Regions from separate parts of the Homo sapiens genome. Here region 2 is linked to region 1. The links are chromatin contacts, found by Hi-C or POLR2A ChIA-PET in ENCODE. All regions are on one chromosome and are shown on one strand. The core of a region is the stretch at or near the end of the contact, and the rest is flanking DNA. Distances in the headings are between cores, read along the strand shown.

Evidence for each region. Hi-C counts contacts between places; a loop is a spot of excess contacts on that map. ChIA-PET counts read pairs that join two places held with the same protein, here RNA polymerase II (POLR2A). Pooled maps may share reads with other maps.
Region 2: a loop to region 1 is called in a pooled map of gastrocnemius medialis, with 2.6 times the contacts of the local background. The contact joins two enhancer-like sites. A Hi-C loop is called at or near these places in 5 of 168 maps with a recorded cell type or tissue (B cell, CD4-positive, alpha-beta memory T cell, CD8-positive, alpha-beta T cell and 2 more), 3 of 37 single-sample maps with no recorded cell type and 17 of 50 pooled maps. POLR2A ChIA-PET finds 5 or more read pairs at or near these places in 4 of 52 experiments (BJ, HepG2, K562 and 1 more).

The regions. Positions count from the first base shown.
Region 1 is chr19:16,458,866-16,466,274 of GRCh38, reverse strand. The region is part of intron 1 of EPS15L1 (epidermal growth factor receptor pathway substrate 15 like 1); the gene reads left to right. Among named protein-coding and RNA genes, the nearest start is that of EPS15L1, 9.4 kb to the left of the region's middle. RefSeq lists enhancers at 675-1,599, 3,310-3,977, 3,978-4,645. Within about 2 kb of position 3,339, at least 8 of the 41 ENCODE cell types and tissues checked have a DNase peak (open chromatin) inside an H3K27ac peak, as active enhancers do; they include gastrocnemius medialis, where a contact is called at or near this core.
Region 2 is chr19:16,666,538-16,673,352 of GRCh38, reverse strand. All of the region lies in intron 1 of TMEM38A (transmembrane protein 38A), which reads right to left. Among named protein-coding and RNA genes, the nearest start is that of TMEM38A, 8.8 kb to the right of the region's middle. Within about 2 kb of position 1,671, at least 4 of the 41 ENCODE cell types and tissues checked have a DNase peak (open chromatin) inside an H3K27ac peak, as active enhancers do; they include gastrocnemius medialis, where a contact is called at or near this core.

The sequences.
Region 1 (7,409 bases), core at 2,090-4,589:
TGTATAGGGGCAAGAGGGGCAGATCACTGGAGGCCAGGAAGGGCAGATCACTGGAGGTCGAGAGTTCAAGACCAGCCTGGCCAACATGCTGAAACCCTGTCTCTACTAAAATACAAAAATTAGCCAGGCGTGGTGGCACATGCCTGTAGTCCCAGCTCCTCAGGAGGCTGAGGCAGGAGAATTGCTTGGACCTGAGAGGTGGAGGTTGCAGTGAGCCGAGATTGCACCACTGTACTCCAGCCTGGGTGACAGAGCAAGACTCTGTCTCAAAAAAAAAAAAAAAAAAAATAGATAAAGTGAGGCCAGAGATTGTTACGTCCCTTGCCCAAGTTTGTACCCAGTGAGCTCAGGCAGACATGGCTTTTCTGACACAGGTTCAGGCCTCTTCATTGCACCATAGTTTCTTGTCTTGGAAAGTTATTTTTTTGTTTGTTTGTTTTTAAGTTTATGACATCTCCTAACCTCATTTGTTTTTATACCTAGTTATTAGATATCATGTAGTCTGAGTTTTTATTTTATTACTTTAATCTCATCTCATTAAAAGGTAGAGAGGGACATGGAAAGGCCTGCTTATTGTCTTCCTTTTTCCTTTAGAGACAGGCTCTTGCTCTATTGCCTACGCTGGAGTACAGTGGTGCAATCAAAGCTCATTGCAGCCTCGACTCTTGGCCTCAAGTGAGCCTCCCACCTCAGCCTCTCAAGGAACTGAGACTACAGGCATGCAACACCACACCTGGCTAATTTTTAATTTTTTTGTAGAGACAGGATCTTGCTATGTTGCCCAGGCTGGTTTCGAACTCCTGACCTCAAGTGATCCTCCTGCCTCTGCCTCCAAAGCGCTGAGATTACAGGTGTGAGCCACCACTCCCAGCCAGTTGTCTTTAGGAGAATCCAAAGGTTTCCCTGCCAGAGTGGTAATCAGTGCTCCTGGCCCATGCAGAATTGAGTTGTCCAGGCCCGGCCCACAGCAGAGGCTCAGGTCACGGGTGGTCCAAGCTGCAGGAGGGGCAGATGACTGGCTTCCATTTGGGTGTTGGACATGGTTGTATGGAGGAGAGGGCGTGTTTGGTGTAGGCCAAGCTTGTCCAACCCATGGCTGCATGTGGCCCAGGATGGCTTTGAATGCAGCCCAACACAAATTTGTAAACTTTCCTAAAACATTATGAGGTTTTCTTGTGAATTTTTTTTTTTTTTTTGAGACTAAGTCTCGCTCTGTTGCCCAGGCTGGAGTGCAGTGGTGCAATTTCGGCTCACTGCAAGCTCCGCCTCCTGGGTTCATGCCATTCTACTGCCTCAGCCTCCTGCGTAGCTGGGACTACAGGCACCCGCCACCACACCTGGCTAATTTTTTGTATTTTTAGTAGAGACGGGGTTTCACTGGTTAGGCAGGATGGTCTCGATCTGACCTTGTGATCTGCCCGCCTTGGCCTCCCAAAGTGCTGGGATTACAGGCGTGAGCCACCATGCCCACCCGTGAATTTTTTAAAGCTCATCAGCTATCATTAGTGTTAGTGTTAGTGTTAGTGTTAGTGTTAGTGTTAGTGTATTTTATGTGTGGCCCAAGACAATTCTAGTGTGGCCCAGGGAAGCCAAAAGATTGGACACCCCTGGTCTAGGCCATGGGGAATAGCCTTTCACACGGAGGCAAAGAGGACTGAGCCAGAGCTGAGAGGCTGCAGGTCTAGGTCAAAGGGCCAAAACATGCGGCTGGGACTTTGGGGTTCATGTCCTTCCTTTAATTTAGGCAGCTCAGGGATGAGAGGAGGAAGGTCTTTTGGTAAATAAGACGTGAGAGTTTGTGTCTGGGCTACAAATCGGCCGAACTGACAGGATGTCTGCTTGCCGAGAGAGTGGCCAGTGGCTGGTGGGGGCTGAGGAGCTGAGACCTGCCCACTGTCCTTCGCGCTGGACTGGGTTTTACCGCTGGTCAGAGTGGTGGCCCTGAAGTTTGCTCCTGCATGGAGTGCAGACCATTAGCTCTTAAAGCTTCTTTGGGCTTTTCCCTTCATAGGAGTCCCAGCTCTTGATACTACAAGCTTTGGGGTGAAAGTAAAGGTCACAGATGACCACAGACATTTGTCTCGGATTTCCATCTGCACTGCCTGTGGTGTGGAATGTAGACCTGATAACAGAATCTGTTTACTGACTGCCTGCAGGTCAGGCTGACATAAAGTCACTTCTCCTCCTCTTGGGCACACCAGCCAGGCTGGATCAGGCGCTGCTACCGGCAGCTGACAGCACACCTGCTCCCCGTGTTTCCCAGGCCTGCAGTCCTCATTCCCTCTGCTCTGTGGCCCCCTGGCCCCTCTTTCTGTCATCTGCGCAGGCGATCCTTCATCTTGCCTCAAGGCGTTTGCATCTGCTATTCCCTCTCTCTGGAATGCTCTTTCCAAACCCTTCATCCTCTGGTGAATCCCTACACCTTTTCATATCAGCTGGGGCATCACTTCCTCAGGGAAGCCTTTCCTGACAAACTGGCCCAGCATCTCTGTTACCACTGGTGGAGATGGACACCTTTTCCATTTAGCCGTTTATAATTTTCTCTTTGCGGGGTTGATTGATGGTCTGTCTTCCCCAACCACCTAGACTAGGTCCACAAGGGCAGAGACTGTGCCTGTTTTATTCATCCTTGTTTGCCAGGCTGCAGCTGGCACTCAGGTGCTCAACAATCATCTGTTGAGGGAAGAGTAGCATGGGCCACATTATGAGAGGCAGTAGGGAGCTATGGCAGGTTCTTGAGGAGTGACACCTTTAGATGATCTGGCTGCTTACACAGGGAGTGCTTGGAGCTGGGTTCTAGCTCCGAGACAGTCTCTGTGATATGGGCATGAAGTGATCAAGAGGAACCTGGCCTGAGGTTGTTTCAGGAAGAGTAGAAAGGGCTGGGGGTGAAAGGAATATGTGGGGTAGCTGTTTGGACAGGTGAGGGTCTAGGTGGGAGAGGAAGCAGGGGGAAGAAGCAGGCATAGTGTCTGCAACCGTCAGGTTGAGGCCACCTTCAGGGAGCCAGGACAGCAGCAGTGGGAGTGCCTGGTGGGCAGAGCCTGGTGGGCTGTGGCTGTGTCAGTTGAGTCAAAACCCATCACTTTGCAGGAAACCCTCCAAGCCACGTGAGACCCCACATTTAGGTACAGTCAAAAAGAAGACCAGCTCTGGGGCTGGGGCACCATGAGATTCTGTCTGCTGAGCTACTGTGTGCTGTCTTGGGACCAAGATAAATAAAACCGAGCCCCACCCTCCAGGTCAGCTCAACTGCAGCTGGGCACCCAGGCACACAGAAAATTAGGACATAGTGTGACACACTCGTGGAAGTCAGGTGGCACCCACAGCGGTGGGATGAATCACCTCCACTGGGCTGGGAATAAAGGACAGGAGGAAGAGGGCGCCTGTGCCTCCTTTTGTCTTTTCCCTCCTCTGTTCCAACAGGCCTGGAGGAAGCAGCTGGGTGCAGCCTCTCTGACTGGCTGTACACTGCGTGGACCAGTGTCCTGCCCCCACCCTTTGCACAGGCCCTGTCTCCCACCACCATCTTCACAGCTTCCTGGCCCCCTCTCTGCCTTCTCAGAGTCCCACTTCCCTGATTCTTTGTTTTACTTTATTTTTTCTTGAGGTGGAGTCCCGCTTTGTCACCCAGGCTGGAGTGTAATGGCATGATCTTGGCTCACTGCAGCTTCCGCCATCTGGGCTCAAGCAATTCTGCCTCAGCCTCCCAAGTAGCTGGGATTACAGGTGCACACCACCAAGCCTGGCTAATTTTTTTGTATTTTTGTATTTTTAGTAGAGACAGGGTTTCACCATGTTGGCCAGGCTGGTCTCGAACTCCTGGCCTCTAGTGATCCACCCACCTTGGCCCCCCAAAGTGCTGGGATTACAGGTGTGAGCCACCATGCCCTCCCCCCCACTTCCCTGATTCTGGTAACCTGGTCTCCCAGAACAGGTGGCAACGGGACCCCAGCCCTGGTGGTACCCTGACTGCCCTCACCAGTGAGTGGGCCCAGGCAGGCAGCTCTGGGCCCTGGGGAGAGATTTGGGGCACAGGTCTGATGCAGGAGTGAGGGAATGTTGTGGGACCAACAATGGTGCCATTGTCCCTGTGCTTGTTTCTAGATGAGGAAACTGAGAGGGAGAGAGGTAAAACAACTGGTCAGACCCCCATGGAGAACAGGCGTCTGAATCAGACCATGGGCTCCAAAGCCACCATTTTGTCCTATGATTGCCACACCATGGGCTCCGGGAGGGTCGAGGAGCTCTGTCTTTCCTGCTCCCTGCTGGGTTCCCAGCCCCTGAAATCTGGGCTCCTGGCACATAGTAGGCTGGTGATATCTGTTGATTGGAGGCTGGGTACTTGGAACAGCAGCCAGGAGCGCAGTCTGTCTCTCCAGCTGTCTTTGAGGGTAGTTGACAGAAGGGAACGTTTTGTCTCTTGGGTGAAGAAACAGGCACAGGGCCCAGAGCCGCCTGCTCGAGCCCACTGGCCGGTGACAGCAGTCAGGGCACCACCAGGGCTGGGGCCCTGCTACCTCCTCACCTCCGCTCATCAGAGGGTGAGGAAAGGGCTTTCCTCTTGTGTAAGTGACATCAACAAGTGTGCCTCTGTCATTACGCCAATCTGTAGAAAACTGGCTTTTCTTTCTTTCTTTCTTTCTTTTTTTTGAGACAGAGTCTCACTCTGTGACCCAGGCTGGAGTGCAGTGGCGCGATCTCAGCTCACCGCAACCTTTGCCTCTTGGGTTCAAGTGATTTTCCAGCCTCAGCCCTCCGAGTAGCTGGGACCACACGTGTATGCCACCACACCCTGCCAATTTTTGTATTTTTTGTAGAGATGGGGTTTCTCCATGTTGCCTAGGCCAGTTTCGAACTCCTGAGCTCAAAGCGATCCACCTGCCTCGGCCTCCGAAAGTGCTGGGATTGCATGTGTCAGCCACTATGCCCAGCTGGCTTTTCTTTCTTTCTTTTTTTTTTTTTTTTTAAGAGACGGAGTCTTGCTCTGTCGCCCAGGCTGGAGTGCAGTGGCGCAATCTCGGCTCACTGCAAGCTCCGTCTCCCGGGTTCATGCCATTCTCCTGCCTCAGCCTCCTGAGTAGCTGGGACTACAGGCGCCTGCCACCACGCCCGGCTAATTTTTGTATTTTTAGTAGAGACGGGGTTTCACCGTGTTAGCCAGGATGGTCTCGATCTCCTGACCTCATGATCCGCCCGCCTCGGCCTCCCAAAGTGCTGGGATTACAGGCGTGAGCCACCGCGCCTGGCCCCAGCTGGCTTTTCTTAATCTGAAGAGGACGTGCTTTTCAATTTTATATTTTCCAGTGGAAGAGAAAACTATCTCATTTCACACTCTCCAAAGGGGAAAGATGAAACACGAAAAAACTTGATGATGAGGCCCTCACACTGAGCGTGTTTAACCAGGACTGTACGGTTATGGGGATGGACTGTCCCCCTCAATTCCCCCCACACCCTACAAATGGCACTGTTTGTGGTTGGGGGGTCCCAGACACGATTGGCCTAGGCGCATGTTCTTGCAAACGTTCTTCCCTTTGAGTTTTTTCTTTGCTGAGAACTAGAACGCTCTGTGCCCGCGGCACCCCCGTGCTGGCTTTGGAAACTTTCTCTGTGGGTCGAGGCTTCTGGAGTGGAGGAGCAGGCTCCACAATTGCTGATGGGCTGGGCAAGGTTGTCCATCACCAGGGTGCAAATTGTTGCTGTTATTTTGCTTGCTCACACCAGGCCATGGAGTTGGCATTTTCTTTTAGGCCAGCCTCTGAGTTGGCATTTATAGTCAGTTGACTTTATTGATTTAATTTGTTGTTGTTGACTCTTAGCCACTAGAAAATGTCCTTTAATTCACATTTAATGCACATTTAAAATGTCCTTTAATTCACACTAAGTGGGTTTTTACAGGTGTGTACTTATCTGCTGTGTGTAAAATTGTATTTTTTTTAAGAAAATGACAGCTGAGACTAAGAGAATTGGTGAAACACTGTTCTTTTTTTATTTTTAGAGACAGGCTCTGTCGCCCAGGTTGGAGTGCAGTGGTGCCATCACGGCTCACTGCAGCCTCAGACTCCTGGGTTCATCCTCCTGTCTCAGCCTCCTTAGTAGCTGGGACTGCAGGTGCTCCTCAGCACACCACCACGCCCAGCTAATTTTCTGATTTTTAATTTTTGTAGGGCTAGGGTCTCACTGTTTTGCCCAGGCTGGTCTTGAATTCCTGACCTTAAGGGATCCTCCTGCCTTAATCTCCAAAGTGTTGGGATTACAGGCCTGAGCCACCATTCCCAAACTGAAATATTGTTCTATCCTAGATGTTGGGAGCTGCTTAGCTGTTGAGTTGAGAGAGCAAATGGCTACCATATGTACCATAGTGTAGCCAACATTTGTTGAAATACTTTATTGCTTGGCAAAGATCAATTGGCAGGGCAGGCTATAAGGACTGTGATTTTACACCTGCAACTCACGTGCTGATTCACAGCCTTGCCTGACCTCCCTCCCCGCCCACCATTCTTTGTAAATACGGCCTGCTCCCCTGTCTCAGGAATAATAATACAAGAGTAACCATAATAGGGGATGTAATAATGGCTTCCCATTGCAGAGTGTATTTCACTTGCATATTCTCATTTGGGACTTACCAGCATCCTCAGGCCAGGTGCTGTCTATTCTCATTTTACAGATGGGGACACTGAGGCCCAGGGTGGCTTGGTGGCTTGTCCTCACTGCTACTGAGCCACAGAGCTATGTCTGCCCGCTCCCCACTACCAACTGCACCTTCCTGCACTCAGCCCACCACCTGCCTCCCTCAACACTTTAATCTCACCCATGCCCTCAACAGACATTTACTGAAGGCCTGCTTCTAGGAGGGCACAGCGTGATCCCTCCACCCTCCAGGCATTAAGAATGTAGTGAGAGGGGCCGGTCATTACAGCAGCTTTTCCATCAAATCAACTTCAGGAAGTGTCCCTTGTCAAAGTTTGGGGCTATGGGAGTGTGGAGGCAGGAGGGACTTATTTCATTTGGGGGAACCTAGGGTCATCTTAGAGCAGGGCGTTGGCCTGCAGCAGGCAGCGGCCCCAAGCATAGGGAATGCAGTCACGCACCGCATAACCATGATGGACTGCATATGTGACAGTGCTCCCGTAAGATTATACTGCTGTATTTTTCCTGTGCCTTTGCTATGTTTAGATATGTTTAGATACGCAGCTACTTAGCATTGTGTTACAGTTGCCTGCAGTTTTCTGTACCGGGCCACGCTGCCCAGGTTTGTAGCCTGGGAGTAATAGGCTAGACCACAGCCCAGGCGTGGAGCAGGCGCTGCCTTCTAGGTTTGTGTAAGTTCACTCCAGGATGTCCTCACGACGATGAAATTAACCTGACGATGCAACTCTCAGGACGCATCCCTGTAGTTAAACGATGCA
Region 2 (6,815 bases), core at 422-2,921, 210 kb before region 1:
CCCAGCACTTTGGGAGGCCAAGGCAGGCGGATCACTTGAGGTCAGGAGTTTGAGACCAGCCTGGCCGACATGGTGAAACGCTGTCTTTACTAAAAATACAAAAATTAGCCAGGCATGGTGGCAGGTGCCTGTAATCCCAGCTACTCAGGGGGCTGAGGTAGGAGAATCGCTTGAACCCGGGAGGTGGAGGTTGCAGTGAGCCAAGATTGCGCCACTGCACTCCAGCCTGGGCGACAGAGGGAGGCTCCATCTCAGAAACAAACAAACAAACAAACAAACAAAAAGAAAAAGAAAAGTGAACTAGACCTTGATCAGGGTTTTTCAACCTCAGCTCTGTTGACATTTGGGATCAGATCATTTTTTGCTATGGGGGCATTCTGTGCATTATAGCATGTTAAGCAGCATCCCTGGCTTCCACCCACTAGATGACAGTGGCACCACACAGCTGTGACAACCAAGAATGTCTCCAGATATTGCCAAATTTATCCTTTGGGAACAGAATCCCTTCTGGTTGAGAATCTCTGTTTTAGATGTATCAACAAAGACAAGTCCCATAAGCTTACTGCTGAGTGAAAAGGTTGGGCTGCAAAATGATACACTTATGGCCGGGCTCAGTGGCTCACACCTGTAATCTCAACACTTTGGGAGGCCAAGGCAGGTGGATCACTTGAGGTCAGGAGTTCGAGACCAGCCTAGCCAACATGGTGAAACCCCCATCTCTACTAAAAATACAAAAAGTAGCCGGGCGTGGTGGCATGCGCCTGTAATCTCAGCTACTTGGGAAGCTGAGACATGAGAATCACTTGAATTCAGGAGGTGGAGGTTGCAGTGAGCCAAGGTCACACCACTGCACTCCAGCCTGGGCCACAGAGCAAGACTCTGCCTCAAAAAAAAAAAAAAAAAAAATGAGGTTTTTTTGTGATTTTTTTTTAAGCTCATCAGCTATCGTTAGTGTGAGTGTATTTTATGTGAGGCCCAAGATAATTCTTCATCAAACATGGCCCAGGGAAGCCAAAAGATTGGACATCCCTGTTTTAGAGTAAGTAATCAATACACTTGCCCCTCTCCTCGCTATCCCCACCAACTAACAATGTGATCTTGAACAAGCCACTTTTTTCTCTCCACATCTCTTTTTTTAAAAAACAAAGTAGAACGTTGCTTCTTTGTCTAACTCCTGATGAGGACTGGAATGAGCTTTTCCCTCCTCTAACCTCACCCTGGAGTTATGAGCCCAAAATGCAGCTTCTCCCTGCTCTCAAGGTTGTCCTACGTCTTACCATTGACCAAGGTCCTAGGGTATGAGGTAAAATGCTTCAGCTCCTCTCCTAGGGTCTATTTAAAACACAACTGGCTGAGAGTTAATCCCTCAGAGCAGCTGGTGGCCTGTGCAGAGGCCAGGTCGGGTGAGGCACCCATGTTTTGCAGAAATGGATACCTCTGCATCTAAAAATAACTCCCAGGGACTGAATTCTTTCCAGGATCTTTCTTGTGCCCTCTGGGATCATCCCAGGGACCGAGGTTGGGGAGTGGGGGTAGGGACCTAGCGTTTGCATGAGTTACGCTCTGACGGGCAGATGCCCATGTTTGCAGTATGTGTGTGCCCTGCTATAAAAGTCACATGCCGGCTGGGCGCGGTGGCTCACACCCGTAATCCCAGCACTTTCGGAGGCCAAGGCAGGCAGATCACTTGAGCTCAGGAGTTCAAGACCAGCCTGGGCAACATGGCAAAACCTCATCACATGCCTAGCTTCTGGCTCTGCTACTCACTCTAGCATGGCCTTGGGCAAGTGACTGCCTGCCCCCCCAAGCCTTAGTTTGCTTCACTGTCAAAAGACCAAGATGACGGCCAGGCGCAGTGGCTCACACCTGTAATCCCAGCATTCTGGGAGGCCGAGGCAGGTGGATCACTTGAGGTCAGGAGTTTGAGTTTGAGACCAGCCTGGCCAACATGGTGAAACCCCGTCTCCACTAAAAATACAAAAATTAGCTGGGTATGGTGGCGGATGGCTATAATCCCAGCTACTCAGGAGGCTGAGGCAGAATTGCTTGAACCCAGGAGGCGGAAATTGCAGTGAGCCAAGATCGTGCCACTGCACTCCAGCCTGAGTGACAGAGTGAGACTCCGCCTCAAAAAAAAAAAAAAAAAAAAAAGCCCAGGTCCTTTCCCCTTTCCATACTCCTTGGTTTCTCTTGATGGGTTTGGGACAGCCCCATGAAGCCAATAGGTTTTCAACTGCCGCATGCCATGAACACATTCCCCTCTGACTGGGTGAGCTTAGGCTAGTCCCTCCCTTCCCTGGGCCTCAGTTTGCCCATATGTAGGAGGGGGAGGCGGTCTAGGGTGACCAACTATCCCCCTTTGCCTGGGTCCCAGGGGTTTCCTGGGACATGGGACTTTCTTTTATTCTTTTTTTGAGATGGGGTCTTGCTCTGTCGCCCAGGCTGGAGTGTAGTGGTGCGATCTTGGCTTGATGCAACCTCCACCTCCCGGGTTCAAGTGATTCTCCTGCCTCAGCCTCCCGAGTACCTGGGATTACAGGCACCCGCCACCAGGCCCGGCTAACTTTTGTATTTTTAGTAGAGATGGGATTTCTCCATGTTGGCCAGGCTGGTCTCAAACTCCTGACCTCAGGTGATCCACCTTCCTCGGCCTCCCAGAGTGCTGGGATTACAGGCATGAGCCCCCGCACCCGGCTGGACATGGGACTTTCGATGCTCATCTTGGGAAAGCCTGGACAAGGTGACCACACCAGATCTATATCAGTCATTTCCAAAGATGCCTGTGAGGGTGAAAAAGAGATTGCTTAGCGCCTAGCAACGACGCAAGAGGTATTTCTGGAACAGTGCGGAAATGGAAAGTACCTGTGGGTGGAAATTTCAGTAGATGGATTTTTTAAAAATCAGCTCTGCCTCGGCTGGGCACGGTAGCTCATGCCTGTAATCCCAGCTACTCCGGCAGCTGAGGCAGGAGAATCGCTTGAACCTGGGAGGCGGAGGTTGCAGTGAGTCGAGATCATGCCACTGCACTCCAACCTGGGAAATAGGAGCAAAACTCTGTCTCAAAAAAAAAAAAAAACAAAAAACAGGCCGGGCGCAGTGGCTGATGCCTGTAATCCCAGCACTTTGGGAGACCGAGGCGGGTGGATCACAAGGTCAGGAATTCGAGATCAGCCTGGCCAATAGAATGAAACCCCATCTCTATTAAAAATACAAAAATCAGCTGGGCGTGGTGACAGGCACCTGTAGTCCCAGCTACTCGGGAGGCTGAGGCAGGAGAATCGCTTGAACCCATGAGGCGGAGGTTGCGGTGAGCTGAGATCGCGCCACTGCACTCCAACCTGGGCGATAATAGCGAAACTCTGTCTCAAAAAAATAAAATAATAAAATAAAAATAAATAAATAAATAAACAAACAGAAAAAAATCAGCTCTGCCTCAGAAGAGAGGAAAAAGCTTTGGGTCCCTAAGTCCTGGTCTGCAATGGACTCTGTGACTTTCCCTTTTCAGGGGTCAATGCCTCATTTGCAGATGACTGGGTGGTACTAGAAGGGTCCCCAGGGCACTCTAGCACTGTGCTATTCAGTCAGAGGTGTATGAAGCATGGGGTACTGACCGAGTCTCTCAGTGACTCTAGGACCAGTCTTCTCCTCCTGAGCTTTTGAGCTCAGCATTCTGCCTCAGTTTCCTCCCCTGTTAAATGGAGATAGCAGCCTCTCCCTCACAAGGTGGAGCAGGAGTCAACAGCCTCCTGCCCTCAAAAAGCTTGTAGTTCAAACCAGAGATCTCAAATCAGGGATCAAAGAATGGTTTTCTTTGGTCCTAACAGCATATGAAAAATGTTAAAACTTGTCTGGGTGTGGTGGCTCACACCTGTAATCCCAGCACTTTGGGAGGCTGAGGCGGGTGGATCACTTGAGGTCAGGAGTTCAAGACTAGCCTGGCCAACATGGTGAAACCCTGTCTCTACTAAAAACACAAAAATTAGCTGGGCATGGTGGCGGGCACCTGTAATCCTAGCTACTCAGGAGGCTGAGGCAGGAGAATTGCTTGAACCAGTGAGCCGGAGGTTGCAGTGAGCCGAGATCACACCACTGCACTCCAGCCTGGCAACAGAGTGACTCCGTCTCAAAAAAAAAAAAAAAAAGTTAAAACTGCAACCAAGATGTCCTGCAGGGAGTGAGTGGATAAACAAACCATGAAACATCCTTACTATGAAATACTATTTGGCCGGGTGCAGTGGCTCACGCCTGTAATCCCAACACTTTGGGAGGCCAAGGCGGGCAGATCACCTGAGGTCGGGAGTTCGAGACCAGCCTGGCCAACATGGAGAAACCCCATCTCTACTAAAAATACAAAAAATTAGCCAGGCGTGGTGGCACATGCTTGTAATCCTAGCTGCTTAGGAGGCTGACACAGGAGAATCACTTGAACCTGGGAGGCAGAGGTTGCAGTGAGCCAAGATCAAACCATTGCACTCCAGCCTGGGTAACAAGAGCAAAGTCCATTTCAAAAAAAAAAAAAAGAAAGAAAAAGAAAAAAGAAAGAAATATTATCCAGTGAGCTATCAAGACATGAAAAGACATGGAGGAACCTTAAATGCATATTCCTAAGTGAAAGAAGCCAGTCTGAAAGGGGTACATACTGCATGATTCCAACTAAAGGACATTCTGGAAAAGGCAAAACTCTGGAGGTAGTAGAAAGAAAGATCAGTGGTTGGCCGGGTGCAGTGGCTCATGTCTGTAATCCCAACACTTTGGGAAGCCAAGGCAGGTGGATCTCCTGAGCCCAGGAGTTCAAGACCACCCTGGGCAACACAACAGAACCCCCATCTCTTTTTTTTTTTTTTTTTTTTGAGACAGAGTCACTGCAACCTCCGCCTCCCCCCAGGTTCAAGCAATTCTCGTGCCTCAGCCTCCGGAGTAGCTGGCATTACAGGCTTGCGCCACCATGCCTGACTAATTTTTATATTTTTAGTAGAGACAGGGTTTCACTGTGTTGGCCAGGCTGGTCTCCAACGCCTGGCTTCAAGTGATCTGCCTGCCTTGGTGTCCCAACTTGCTGGGATTACAGATGTGAGCCACCTCCTTCAGCCCCATGATTCTGAGTTATTTATTTAATTAATTTATTATTTATTATTTATTTTTCTGAGACAGAGTCTTGCTCTGTTGCCCAGGTTGGAGTGCAATGGCATGATCTCTGCTCACTGCAACCTCCGCCTCGCAGGTTTAAGTGATTCTCCCACCTCGACCTACCAAGTAGCCAGGACTACAGGCGCCCGCCATCACGCCTGGCTAATTTTTGTATTTTTAGTAGAGACAGGGTTTCACCATGTTGGTCAGGCTGGTCTCAAACTTCTGACTTCAGGTGATCCACCAGCCTCAGCCTCCCAAAGTGCTGGGATTACAGGCGTGAGCCACCATGCCTGACCCACAATTCTGATTTAAATGAAAGAGGGGTGACAATCAGGACAAAAGGATTTTTTTTTTTTTTTTTCTGAGACGGAGTCTTGCTCTGTCACCCAGACTGGAGTGCAGTGGCAAGATCTTGGCTCAATGCAAACCTCCACCTCCCGCGTTCAAGCAATACTTGTGCCTCAGCCTCCCAAGTAGCTGGGATTACAGGTGCACACCACCATGCGTGGCTAATTTTTGTATTTTTTCTTAGTAGAGACGGGCTTTCACCATGTTGGCCGGGCTGGTCTCGATCCTGACCTCAAGTGATCCACCCGCCTTGGCCTCCCAAAGTGCTGGGATTACAGGCATGAGCCACCACGTCTGGCCCAAAAGGATTTTTAAAATCTCCCTAGGTGAGTCTGGTGTGTAGGTGAGTTTGAGAAGTACTGGTCTGAGAGATTCTTTGGATGGGTCAAGGCTCAAGGCAACCAGGATTGTCATTGATTCACTCATTTCTTCAGTTTTGCAGCCAGCACTCAACTGCTTCCTTCTCTTTCCTCACATGGAGCTTGGAGGCCCCAGAAATGAGCCAAATCACCCGCAGATTTTGCTCAAATACAGACTCTCATTGGGCAGAGCTGGGTGGGGCCTGGGTTCTGCATTTCTTTCTCTTTTTTTTTTTCCTGAAATGGAGTTTCACTCTTGGCTCTTGTTGCCCAGGCTGGAGTGCAATGGCGCAATCTCGGCTCACTGCAACCTCCACCTCCCTGGTTCAAGTGATTCTCCTGCCTCAGCCTCCTGAGCAGCTGGGATTACAGGCGTGTGCCACCATGACTGGCTAATTTTTGTATTTTTAGAAGAGACAGGGTTTCGCCATGTTGGCCAGGCTGGTCTCGAACTTCTGACCTCGGGTGATCCGCCCGCCTCGGCCTCCCAAAGTGTTAGGATTACAAGTGTGAGCCACTGAGCTTGGCCAGAACTCTGCATTTCTTTTCTTTTTTTTTTTTTTGAGATGGAGTTTCGCTCTTTTGCCCAGGCTGGAGTGCAGTGGTGCGATCTCAGCTCACTGCAACCTCCATCTTCTGGTTTCAAGCGATTCTCCTTCCTCAGCCACCCAAGTAGCTGGGATTACAGGAGCCCGCCACCATGCCTGGCTAGTTTTTGTATTTTTAGTAGAGACGGGGTTTCACCATGTTGGCCTGGCTGATCTCAAACTCCTGACTTTGTGATCCAGCCACCTTGGCTTCCCAAAGTGCTGGGACTATAGGCATGAGCCACCGCAGGGGCTCTGCATTTCTAATCAGCTTCCAGGTGACATTGACACTGCTCAGTTGAGGACCACACTCTGAGCTTCATTCTTTCTCAGGATTCTCAAGAAAGCCTCACCCAGCCAGGCACAGTTGCTCATGGGAAGCTGAGGTGGG